Regions from separate parts of the Homo sapiens genome. Here region 2 is linked to region 1. The links are chromatin contacts, found by Hi-C or POLR2A ChIA-PET in ENCODE. All regions are on one chromosome and are shown on one strand. The core of a region is the stretch at or near the end of the contact, and the rest is flanking DNA. Distances in the headings are between cores, read along the strand shown. Region 1 overlaps THADA (THADA armadillo repeat containing). Region 2 overlaps THADA (THADA armadillo repeat containing).

What was found. Hi-C counts contacts between places; a loop is a spot of excess contacts on that map. ChIA-PET counts read pairs that join two places held with the same protein, here RNA polymerase II (POLR2A). Pooled maps may share reads with other maps.
Region 2: a pooled map shows a loop between it and region 1 (2.1-fold over the local background). The contact joins two enhancer-like sites. A Hi-C loop is called at or near these places in 1 of 168 maps with a recorded cell type or tissue (aorta) and 3 of 50 pooled maps. POLR2A ChIA-PET finds 5 or more read pairs at or near these places in 1 of 52 experiments (T-cell).

What each region holds. Positions count from the first base shown.
Region 1 is chr2:43,400,522-43,405,944 of GRCh38, reverse strand. The region is part of intron 28 of THADA (THADA armadillo repeat containing); the gene reads left to right. Among named protein-coding and RNA genes, the nearest start is that of LINC01126, 180 kb to the right of the region's middle. RefSeq lists enhancers at 3,472-3,661, 3,742-3,991. Within about 2 kb of position 3,149, at least 5 of the 41 ENCODE cell types and tissues checked have a DNase peak (open chromatin) inside an H3K27ac peak, as active enhancers do.
Region 2 is chr2:43,511,247-43,516,669 of GRCh38, reverse strand. All of the region lies in intron 22 of THADA (THADA armadillo repeat containing), which reads left to right. Among named protein-coding and RNA genes, the nearest start is that of THADA, 82 kb to the left of the region's middle. RefSeq lists enhancers at 3,182-3,231, 3,242-3,291. Within about 2 kb of position 3,134, at least 3 of the 41 ENCODE cell types and tissues checked have a DNase peak (open chromatin) inside an H3K27ac peak, as active enhancers do.

The sequences.
Region 1 (5,423 bases), core at 1,900-4,399:
TCTCAAGGGGTCACACACTACAGTTTTCAGATGTTCTGTTGTGGCTTATTGTTGGCCTTTCTTCATAATTTTTTTTAAGGGTTTAATGTGTTGCTTAGAATTAATTTGCAAAGAGCTTTGAGCTGCCCGATAGGTAACGTATGTAAACATTCTACCTGAAGTTACTTTGTGTGTCTGGAAATGTGCAGTTTTTAGCTTAGCTACTGTCTACAGCTCTTATTTTCTCCTTACTACCCAAACCAAGGATTTTTAAAAAATCAAACTTTAAAAGCTCCGAACTCATTACTCTTCCAAGAAATATATTTGAATAAAGAAATCCCTGAGCTATGCAGAGGGCAAGATTACAGTCAATGCAATTTTTATGTGCTAGTGGTTTGAATTGCAGGAAAAGGAGCAACTAGTTCGGGTGGTGGTGGTAGATCCTTTGATGAATGGAATATTGGCATAGGAAGAACAAGTAGAGAATCTGGCAACCTTGGCCATCACTGAACTCACCTGAGAATGTGGAAAAGGGCTTCAGGAATGCCACATTTATAACAAAAACATATTTAATACTTACAGGTCGTGCAGAAATATCTGCTTTTTCCAACTCACTGGATACAAACTTGGTGTGTGTGTGTGGTTTCTCTCTTTTATGCATGCACACGTACCCACACATATATGTTTTCCTGAAGGCAAGATTTGAAACTACGAACCACACAGAATTAAAAAGGAAAAAGAAATCTTAGTATAATAGCGGTAGAGTCGACAGAAAATAGACTTGGGCCCTGGACCTGGAGAATAAAGCCAATGGGCTTCACATAAACAAGTGAATAGGCCCCAGAGAAACTCAAGCCTCCTCTCCTTTCCAGCTCATTTAGAGGGGAAGGAGGAGGGTAGGCCTCTGTGAGCACTTGGAGCCTGTTTGGTACAGGCCAGGCTCTGTTTCCTCAGCCAGTTGTTGAGACAAAGAACACTAGAGAAAAACAATTTGTAAATGTGTATAAAGGTTTTATTTTCAAATTATTCCACCTGCCTGTCTTCTAGGCATTTTATTTTCATGCATTATTTCATTTAAACTTCACAACAGCCCTATGAAATGAGCACTCTTCCTTTTCCCCATTTATAGAAGGTACAAACCTAGGTTTACTGACTTATCTAAAGTCACACACTAGTAAGTGTCAGAACTCAGATGTAAACTTAGGTCTGCTGGATTCCAGAGCATGTTCTTAAGTCCCTGTCCTATGCGCTCTGTGATAAAGAACTATGAAGACCCTGTTTCTGTTCTCAATGTCATTTCAGTCTAGCAGACATGATGATGCCTGAGAGCTACTGTGGGGAAGGTAAGTGAGATGCACTGGCTGCTATGGGAGAGCTAAATATGCAATTGGAGTAGGCAGAGGGAAGGAAGTGATTGATTCTGATCACAGAAGGTACAGTAAAGTTTCACAAAAAAGGTAGTACCTTAGCAGAGGCCAGGCATGGTGGCTCATGCTTATAATCCCAGCACTCTGGGATGCCAGAGTGGGAGGAGCACTTCAGGCCAGGTGTATGAGACCCTGTCTCTACTTTAAAAAAAAAAAAAAAAAAGAAAAGAAAAAGAAAATTAGCTAGGCCTGGTGGCACCCAACCGTAATCCCAGCTATTCAGGAGGCTGAGGTGGGAGGATCACTGGAGCCCAGGAATTCAAGGCTGCAGTGAGCTATGATCAAACCACTGAACTCCAGCCTGAGTGACAGAGCGAGACCCTGTCTCTAAACAAAAATGTAATACCTTAGCATAGTTCAGAAGATGAAGAGGAGTTCCCCTCTTCATTACAAGAGTACAGGAGTAAAAGTACAAGAGTAAAAGGACATTACTCTAGTGAGAATGAACTGAAATGTGCAAAGGCACTAGTTGGCTTGCCAAAACATACATAGAAAAAAGATTTTTTGAAGGTAGTATAATCCAGAGCTTCAGCCTGCTGTGTGTCACCCAGCCTTTAGAGATGGCCTATTAAATAGGGTTGTCTCAACTTTGGGTTGTCAGTAGATGACCATTTCCCAGGAGCTGACAGCTGTGCTGTAGGACAAACAGACCATAATGGCATGGCTGGCATTCTTGAGTAACTTTAGTGAGAGGTTTTAGGGGGTGTGTTGGGGGTGTGGGGTCAGGGTCAGACATAGCTTTTTTGAACTCATACCAGCTCTGAAGATGCAAACCGCTTGGTTAAGTAGGGGCATCTAGAGCAAGTGGATGGTCCTTTTCATCATTGACAGAAGTTTGGGGCCTCTGTTTTGCATATGGTATAGCCTCACCTGAAAAATAAGAATCAGGGCTGGAGGTGGGCCAGGAAATGGGGAGGAACTGGGGGAATGTTAATTATGTTAATGAGGTAGGATGGAAGGGGATATTGGCTGGATCCTGAAGCCATTTGGAGACTTTGAAGCCTCTGGTTCCTGTGACATGCAGGGACTCGCCCAGTGCTACTGAGCCTTAAAGTTCCCTCAGTTCAAAAATACCTCCCCAACATTGCCTACAAAGTTTCTTTCAGCCACTCTGGCTTGTCAGATTTAAATGAGGTACCACATATAGAGCCTGGTCTTTAATAAGTGTTCAGGAGATGTTAGCTATTATCAGCATCATCTTCGTTGTTCTGCTTCACGGTCTACAAATTAGAGACTGATTGGTTCTCTAAGTTGTTCATACCTCAGTGTGATTAGGTTGAATGTTTGGAAACATTCGGCTTTTCCAAGGCTCTGGGGATTTTGAGGCAACTGCGTTGTAAAGTCTTAGAAAGACTGAATTTTGTAGGTAGACAGACCCTAATTAAAATGCAGGCTTTATGCTAGTTTTATGACCCAAAGTATGCTGGGACACCTCACTCTGTTCATCTTAAAATAAGGTTAATGACACTGACCTTGGAATGAAGATTAATGAAATAATTAAAATAGTGTATCAAAAGCACATAGCCAGTCCTGGCACATACTAGTGACTTAATCTCAGTTTCCTTCCTTTTGTCTGGGTGCCCTGAGGGGCAGTTTGGGTTCACACAGGGAAAGGCACAGGCCTGGGAAAGGACTTCTTTCTTGCCAAACCCAAGCGCTCTCTGCCTCTCCGCCGCCTCTCCCCACTTAGGCAGAGCTGGGCATGATCACCTAGACTAGTACTCCCACACACAGGAGTCACACTTACACAGCAGCAGCAGCTTGTGTTTACTTCTCATGGCCTGAGAATCATTGGCTGGTTCTTCTGTCTTCCACACTAGACTGTAGGTTGCTTGTGGCCTAGGCAGTGATTTTCTCTCCAGTTCTCTGGTACCTGACCAAGTGTGTGCTGTGCTAGGTACTCAGTAGATGTCCCTACGGATGTGTGTGGGCAGAGACAGTTTTGGTGATGTATAGCCACTTACCTTTGAAACCTTTCAGAAAAAAAGAACAGATTGTGAGAGTAGATATGAGAGGAGAACACTTAGAAAAAGCTTAGCCCCCACTCTGTTAAAGGTGGTAAAGTTAGCATGATCTCAGCAGAATGGTCCTTTTTTTGCTGAGAATAGTGCATTCTGAACTCTTCTTGGTTCCTCAAGTGTTAAGTCCAAGTGTGTATTTCACCCTCATTTGAAGATCCTTCATCTGTTGCAGAAAATTGTCTCAGCTCTGCCTCCCACTTCACTTTTCTGTGCCACTCTTCGGCTGTGAATGTCTGCATGGGTACCACCGATTTGTGATGAGCAGGCTGTATATCGCCTCTAAGCTGGTGGTTCCCTGTGAGCAGTGTTCTTCACTGCTGTGTCACATGCAGCAGAACACAAACCTGACAGCCACATCGTGTGGTCATTGATGTATGCAAAGGAGCAGCAGGAGGTTCTCCACCTGGGTCTGGGAAACTCCCCCCACAAGGGTTTTGGATGTGTGTCACGAACCTGAAACTGTGTGGGAAATTGTGTGCATATGTTCATAAATATATTCCTCTTGTGAGAGAGTCCATAGTTTACATTAGTTTCTGAAATATTTTCATGATCCTTAAAATTTTTTTTAAAAAAAAAAACAACAAAAAACCACTCATTTAGAAATTTTCCAAATATGTGTAAATTACAGTTTGTGTTTTTGTTAGCTAGGAGATATTTTTATGCTCCCTTGATTTCCAGGTGTGAGCTACAGGTTGGGTAGCCAGAGAGCTCTGGATCACAGTCTGCCGTGAGCATTGCTTACACTTAGCCCTCAGAGTTTTCACTGAATCCTTCTGAGCTTCATTTTATTTTTCTTCTGTTAATTTAGGTTTATAATGCCCTTTTGTCTACAGGAATGTTGCATAGTAAAGAGATCACAGGTGTGCAGGTGTTTTATCAACTGTCAAGTGCTGTACAATTGTGTGATGCAAGTATTCCTATTAAAAATGTATCATGTCTCAGCTGGGCATGGTGGCTCACGCCTATAATCCCAACACTTTGGGAGGCTGAGGCGAGTGGATCACGAGGTCAGGAGATCGAGACCATCCTGGCTAACACGGTGAAAGGCCGTCTCTACTACAAATAAAAAAAATTAGCTGGGCGTGGTGGCAGGCGCCTGTAATCCCAGCTACTCGGGAGGCTGAGGCAGGAGAATGGCGTGAACCTGAGAGGCAGAGCTTGCAGTGAGCCGAGATCACACCACTGCACTCCAGCCTGGGTGACAGAGCGAGACTCTGTCTCAAAAAAAGAAAAAGTGTCATGTCTCATGTCACACAGTATTGAGGACATGGTAGGCAGTCAATAAATAAGTGATTAAAATGAACATGGAAAGGGTTTATTGAAGTGAGAGGGCTAGAGGTTTTAAGACACTGGTGTCTGTGTACCTTGCAGATTCTGTGGAGAACCTAGTATTCAGGCCTAGAACATAGCTTAGGGCTATTAGAGGAACTGATTTTCAAGGAATGTTAAAAGTAGAAATGACCTTCGAGACCTTAAGTGTATTTGTTTTATTTTATGGAAGACACTGAGACTTAGAGAGACAGAGGCTATCCGATTTATTTCAGAAGGGCTTGAGACTCTTCCTCATCACTTTTAATAGTGGCCAAAAAAAGACCCTCTTTGCCTTCATATTATCAACATGTTGTCTTACCTTTTTAAAACAGCACAGAATTCACCACATGGTCTTAATTCTCTTTTTGGGGCTACTCACAGGCCTGTAATTCTGGAGTATACTGATGCTATTACTGGACACTGGCACAGTGCACTGTAAAAACTTGGAATTTCTGGAGCCCTTCCTTCTTGGAGTGTTCTCTTAGACATCATGTCAGACCACTAGGTGGAAAGCATTGCCACCATTCTTAACTGTACTGAGACTCAGAGAGGTTACTGTGACTTGTCCAAGTCACAGAACTCAGTGTCCAAAGCAGAATGAAAATTCAGGTGTTCTAATTTTCTATTCTCTTAACCGTTAGATTCTAAATGTTCTCATCAGACCCCCTCCCTGCCGCCAGTAGGC
Region 2 (5,423 bases), core at 1,885-4,384, 110 kb before region 1:
TCTGCCACGTACTTGCTATGTAACCTTGAGCAAATTATTTAGCTTCCGTCTCTTCTACCCCCTTATTTTACCCAATTTTTAAACATTAGTGTGAAATATTTGCATGTACTAGAAGGTATAGTGAATACTAAAATTAGCAGTTGTACAACCACGATGTAAATACCTGGAGGAAGAGTATTCACGGCAGAGAGAATGTCAGGTGAAAAAGTCCTGAGAGGCTTGGGCTTAGGGTAGGTATTTAAGGAACATCAGGTAAACCAATTATGACTGGAGTAGTGTGAGCATAGGAAAGAGTTGTAGATGAGATCAGAGAAGTTGTGAGGACTAGACAGCCTAAGACATTGTGTAAGAACTTTGGCTTTTACTCTGAGTAAAATGGGGAGCCATTGGAGTGTTTGTGAACAGAGGAGTGACATGATCTCATCTTTTAAAAGGATTACTCTTACTTCTGTGTTGATAATAGACTATAATAGTGAAAACAGAAAGACCGATTAGTTACAATATTGCTATACTACAGAAAAGAGATAGTGATGACTTGGAAAGTGGTGGAGGAAGTAAAACGTGATCTGAATCTGGATGTAACGTGAAGATAGAGCAGGCAAGGTTTGTTGACAGATTAGATTTGCTATTTGAGAGAGAGAGCATAACTACAAAGTTTTTGGCTTGAGCCCCTGAAGAGATCGATTTGTTATTCTTTTATTAGGATGGGCAAGACTGTGGGTAGAGTAGGTTTTTGGAGGAAGATCAGGAGTTTAGTTTGGGGCATGTTAAGTTTGGCATGTCTAGTAGACACCCCATTGAAACTACTTTAGGTGTACTTTGTTGAAGTACATCCTTTAGAATTTCTTTTGGTGAGAGTCTCTGGAAGGCAGACTTAATCTTTGTATATTTCAGATTGTCTTTTTCTTACCTATGCTTTTGAATGTACTTTAACGGGGTATACAATTCTGGTGGACAGTTGTTTTCCTTCACTGCTTTTGTTATTGCCAGTGAGAAACTTGTGTTTGGTATAATTGATGTTCCTTTGTAGATCTCCAGTTTTTTTTCCTTTAAATCTCCTGTGGCTTGTAAGTTTTTTTATTAATCACAATTTTGCTATGCTTTTTCCAGGTATGGAACTATCGTTATGTATATACACACACATACTTTATGGTTTTTTCATTCTGTATACTGTTTTGGGTAAATTTCCCAGAAAACTATCTTCTAAGTCACGAATTCGTTAGAATTCATCTTATCTGTTTTATATGTGTGTGTGTATATATAGTTTATATATATTATATATAAAATATTATATATTATATATTATATATTATATATAAAATATTATATATTATATTATATATTATATATAAAATATTATATATTACATATTATATATTATATATAATATATTATATATTATATATTATATATTATATATAATATATTATATATTATATATTATATATAATATATTATATATTATATATTATATATAATATATTATATATAATATATAATATATTATATATAATATATAAAATATATTATATATTATATATAAAATATATTATATATAAAATATATTATATATAATATATATATTTATATATATTATATATAAAATATATTATATATAAAATATATATATTTATATATATTATATATAAAATATATAATATATATAATATTATATATTATATATAAAATGTTATATATTATATATAAAATATTATATATTATATATAAAATATACGTAAAATATATATTATACATAAAATATATATTATACATAAAATATATATTATACATATTATACATAAAATATATATTGTACATATTATTATATATAAAATATATATTGTACATATTATTATATATAAAATATATATTGTACATATTATTATATATAAAATATATATTATACATATTATATATAAAATATTATATATTATACATATTATATATAATATATATTTATATATATATTATATATATTATATATAATATAATATATTATATATTATTATATACAATATATATATTATATATAAAATATACATATATATAAAATATATAAAATATATATAAAATATACATATATAAAATATACATATATGTTATGTATATTATTTATATTGTGTATAAAATATACATATTATGTATATTATATATTATATATAAAATATACGTATATATTATGTATATTATATATATTATATATTATATATATATTTTTTAAGACAGGGTCTCACTCTGTCACCCAGGCTGGAGTGCCTTGGCATGATCTCAGCTCACTGCAACCTCTGCCTCTTGGGCTCAAGCGATCCTCCCACCTCAGCCTCCCAAGTAGCTGAGACTACAGGCAAGTGCCACCATGCCCAGCTAATTTTTGTATTTTTTTGTAGAGATAGTGTTTCACCATGTTGCCCAGGCTGGTCTCAAACTCCAGAGCTCACGTGATCTGCCTGCCTCGTCCTTCCAAAGTGCTGGGATTACAGGCGTGAGCCACCGTGCTTGGCTGAAAGTACACTTTTATTTCTAGTCTTTTTTATTTTTATACATGCCTGTTCTTATTTCACTACGGCTTGTTTTTCATGATTTCTTGTTCTTTATTTTTTTTTTTTTTAAGGGACAGTGTCTCACTGTGTCATCCACACTGGAGTCTAGTGGTGTCATCATAACTCACTGTAGCCCTGAATTCCTGGGCTCAAGTGATCTTCCTGCTTTAGCCTCCTGAGTTGCTGAGACTACAGATGTGAGCCACCATGCCCAGTTAACTCTTCTTAAATAGAAGTTATTCCCTTATTTATCACTTCAGTATCCTAAACATAGTTATTTTAAGGTTTTTGTCAGACTGCTCCATAAAATTAGTTTCATATAGAGTGAATGTGTGTTATTACTGATTTTTTTAGGTTGTCTTTCTTAATATAAAATTTATTTCTATATTTTGAATTTTGGCTCACTGGCTATGATGGGAGCCTTTTGTTTACTGATCTCTTTCTAGGCTCTTTCCTCTCTATCAGAGGAACTAGATTAGGTAGTGGTATTTTGGGTGTCCCCCTTCACAGTGAAATTGGGGATATCATAGATCTAGTCACTGAGTTAGTAGTCAGCCTGATTCAGAGGCCCCCTGTGCCCTTGGCTTTTCCTACTGCTACAGCCTCAGGCAGCTCTGGCAGTAGCCCTTTTTCAGGTTCTTCTCAAAAGAGATGAGGCTGCTGAAATTCTTTGGCTGCCACTACTGCTTCTAAATCTGTAACTCTTGGGTCTCTGGTATCAGCACACTCACTACTTTGCATTTCTGTTCATTTTTACCCAGATGATTATCTTGCTTTTGGACTCAGCTGGTTTTGGGGTTTCTATTTGTATATTTTGCATATTGTTAACATTAACTTGCATTGTAGGGGGATGTCCTGTCAAAATGGAAACTCAGCTGTTTCATCTCTATCATTTCAATTGAAACTTTTAATACTTGCTTTTCTCATAATAACCGATGATTTTAGAAAATGACCATTAAGAACTTATTAGACATAAGAACAAACTCAATCCTTCCAAAAACTGTCATTTTATAGAAGAGCAAAGTGAGAAAATGGAGAAATTTAGTAAATTGCCTTGGATTGTACAGCTACTAGGTAGCAGAGAAAGGATTCTAAACCAGATAACACGGGTCCATAATCTGTGTTCCTAACCACTGTGATATATTCCCTCTCATCTGTTAGTTGGGAAAAATAACTTTCTCATAGTTTGTTCCAAGAATGAAGTAAGAGCAGCTGTGAAAAGCCTGGTGTCGTACCAGACGTGTAATAGACATCCAACGAATATTTGTTTTTCTTTCCTTTGTGGCAGGCAAATATATTTCCAGTATGATAGTTTAAATAAAACTTGTGGCCGGGTGCGGTGGCTCACGCCTGTAATCCCAGCACTTTGGGAGGCCGAGGCAGGCGGATCACCTGAGGTTGGGAGTTCGAGATCAGCCCGACCAACATGGGGAAACCCCATCTCTACTAAAAATACAAAGTTAGCTGGGCGTGGTGGCCCATGCCTGTAATCCCAGCTACTCAGGAGGCTGAGGCAGGAGAATCACTTGAATCTGGGAGGCGGAGGTTGCAGTGAGGCAAGATCGCGCCATTGCACTCCAACCTGGGCAAGAAGAGTGAAATTTCGTCTCAAAAACAAAACAAAACAAAAACAAACAAACAAAAAACTTGTAAGTAGATTTTGTTTAAAATGTAGTATGTTTAATTTTAGTAAAAAGGGAGGGTGGAAGTTCCATTATTGGACCAAATTCCCTTGTATGGCTTTGAGGTCAGGACTTGCCTGGGAGAGGTGCAGAGCTGAGAAGCAAGGGAATCAGAGGAATGGGAACCGGTGGTAGAGTTCACACTGGAAACCAGATAAGTAAAGAATTCTGCGTAAAAGCTGGTTTGATGCTGGGGAATTCCAGAGCAGAATAAGAAGGTTTGGACTAGATGGTAGGAGCTGGTGCCTTGAGCATTTCCCAGAGCTCATGAGGTTCCTGGGTCCATGGTGCAGTGGGCAGAGATGGCTCTATCGATGGCATTTTGCCAGCCTTGACCTTGTAGAGCATTCTTCTGGCCTCTGTTTTCAAATTCTGCAAATTAACAAGGAGCATTTGGTTCTTAGTATGCAATACTCAAGGGAATAAATAGGCCCAGTTCACTGTTTACAGTTATACTAGCCAAGTGTTTAAATTAGGGAATTGCCTCTGGGGCCTTGACCTAGCTCTTTCCCCAGTCATCTCATCTTTTACTTCCTCAGCTCTCATATATGGACCTTCCACCATTCGACCTACATGTCCTTCAAAGTCTAGTTCAGATTCCAGCCCTTCCATGACACTGTACTGATCCCATGTACGCCTAATACCTAGTAGTTGCTTCAAGTTAATTGGAAGTTTAGAGAAAGGAAAAGTCCTCGTGAGATGCAGTATTTGGAGGAAGTTTCATCAGTTTGGATGAATAGGGATATGTGTGGAGACCATAAACGAATGCTTAGTTGGGAATATGAGGTGTGTGTGTTGTATGTTAGTATGAGAACCAGCAAAAAACAGTCTTACTAGACCAGAGGAGTTTGTGTAGGAACTTGGAAAAGTTAAGGTTAGATTTAAGTAGGAGGGTTGGGTCCAGGTCATAGGCAACCTTTCAAGCTAGGAGAGTTTGACAAAGTTAGAAGAGGAGTTAGATGATTTGGTTAATAGTCAAGAGCCACTGAAAGTTCATGCAGGGAAGGGTGATGCATAGTGAGATGTTCTACTCTCATTCCAGACCTGCCTTCTTGGAGTGGTTGGTTTTGCCACAGCCTCTGCGGGCTCACTCAGGGAGGCCCAGGGGAGGCCCACTGACAGTTGAGGAGCATTATTGAACTAGTATTTAGTGTATTTGTATTTCAGCACACTTAGGAAATTAAGGAAATAGGAAAGTACC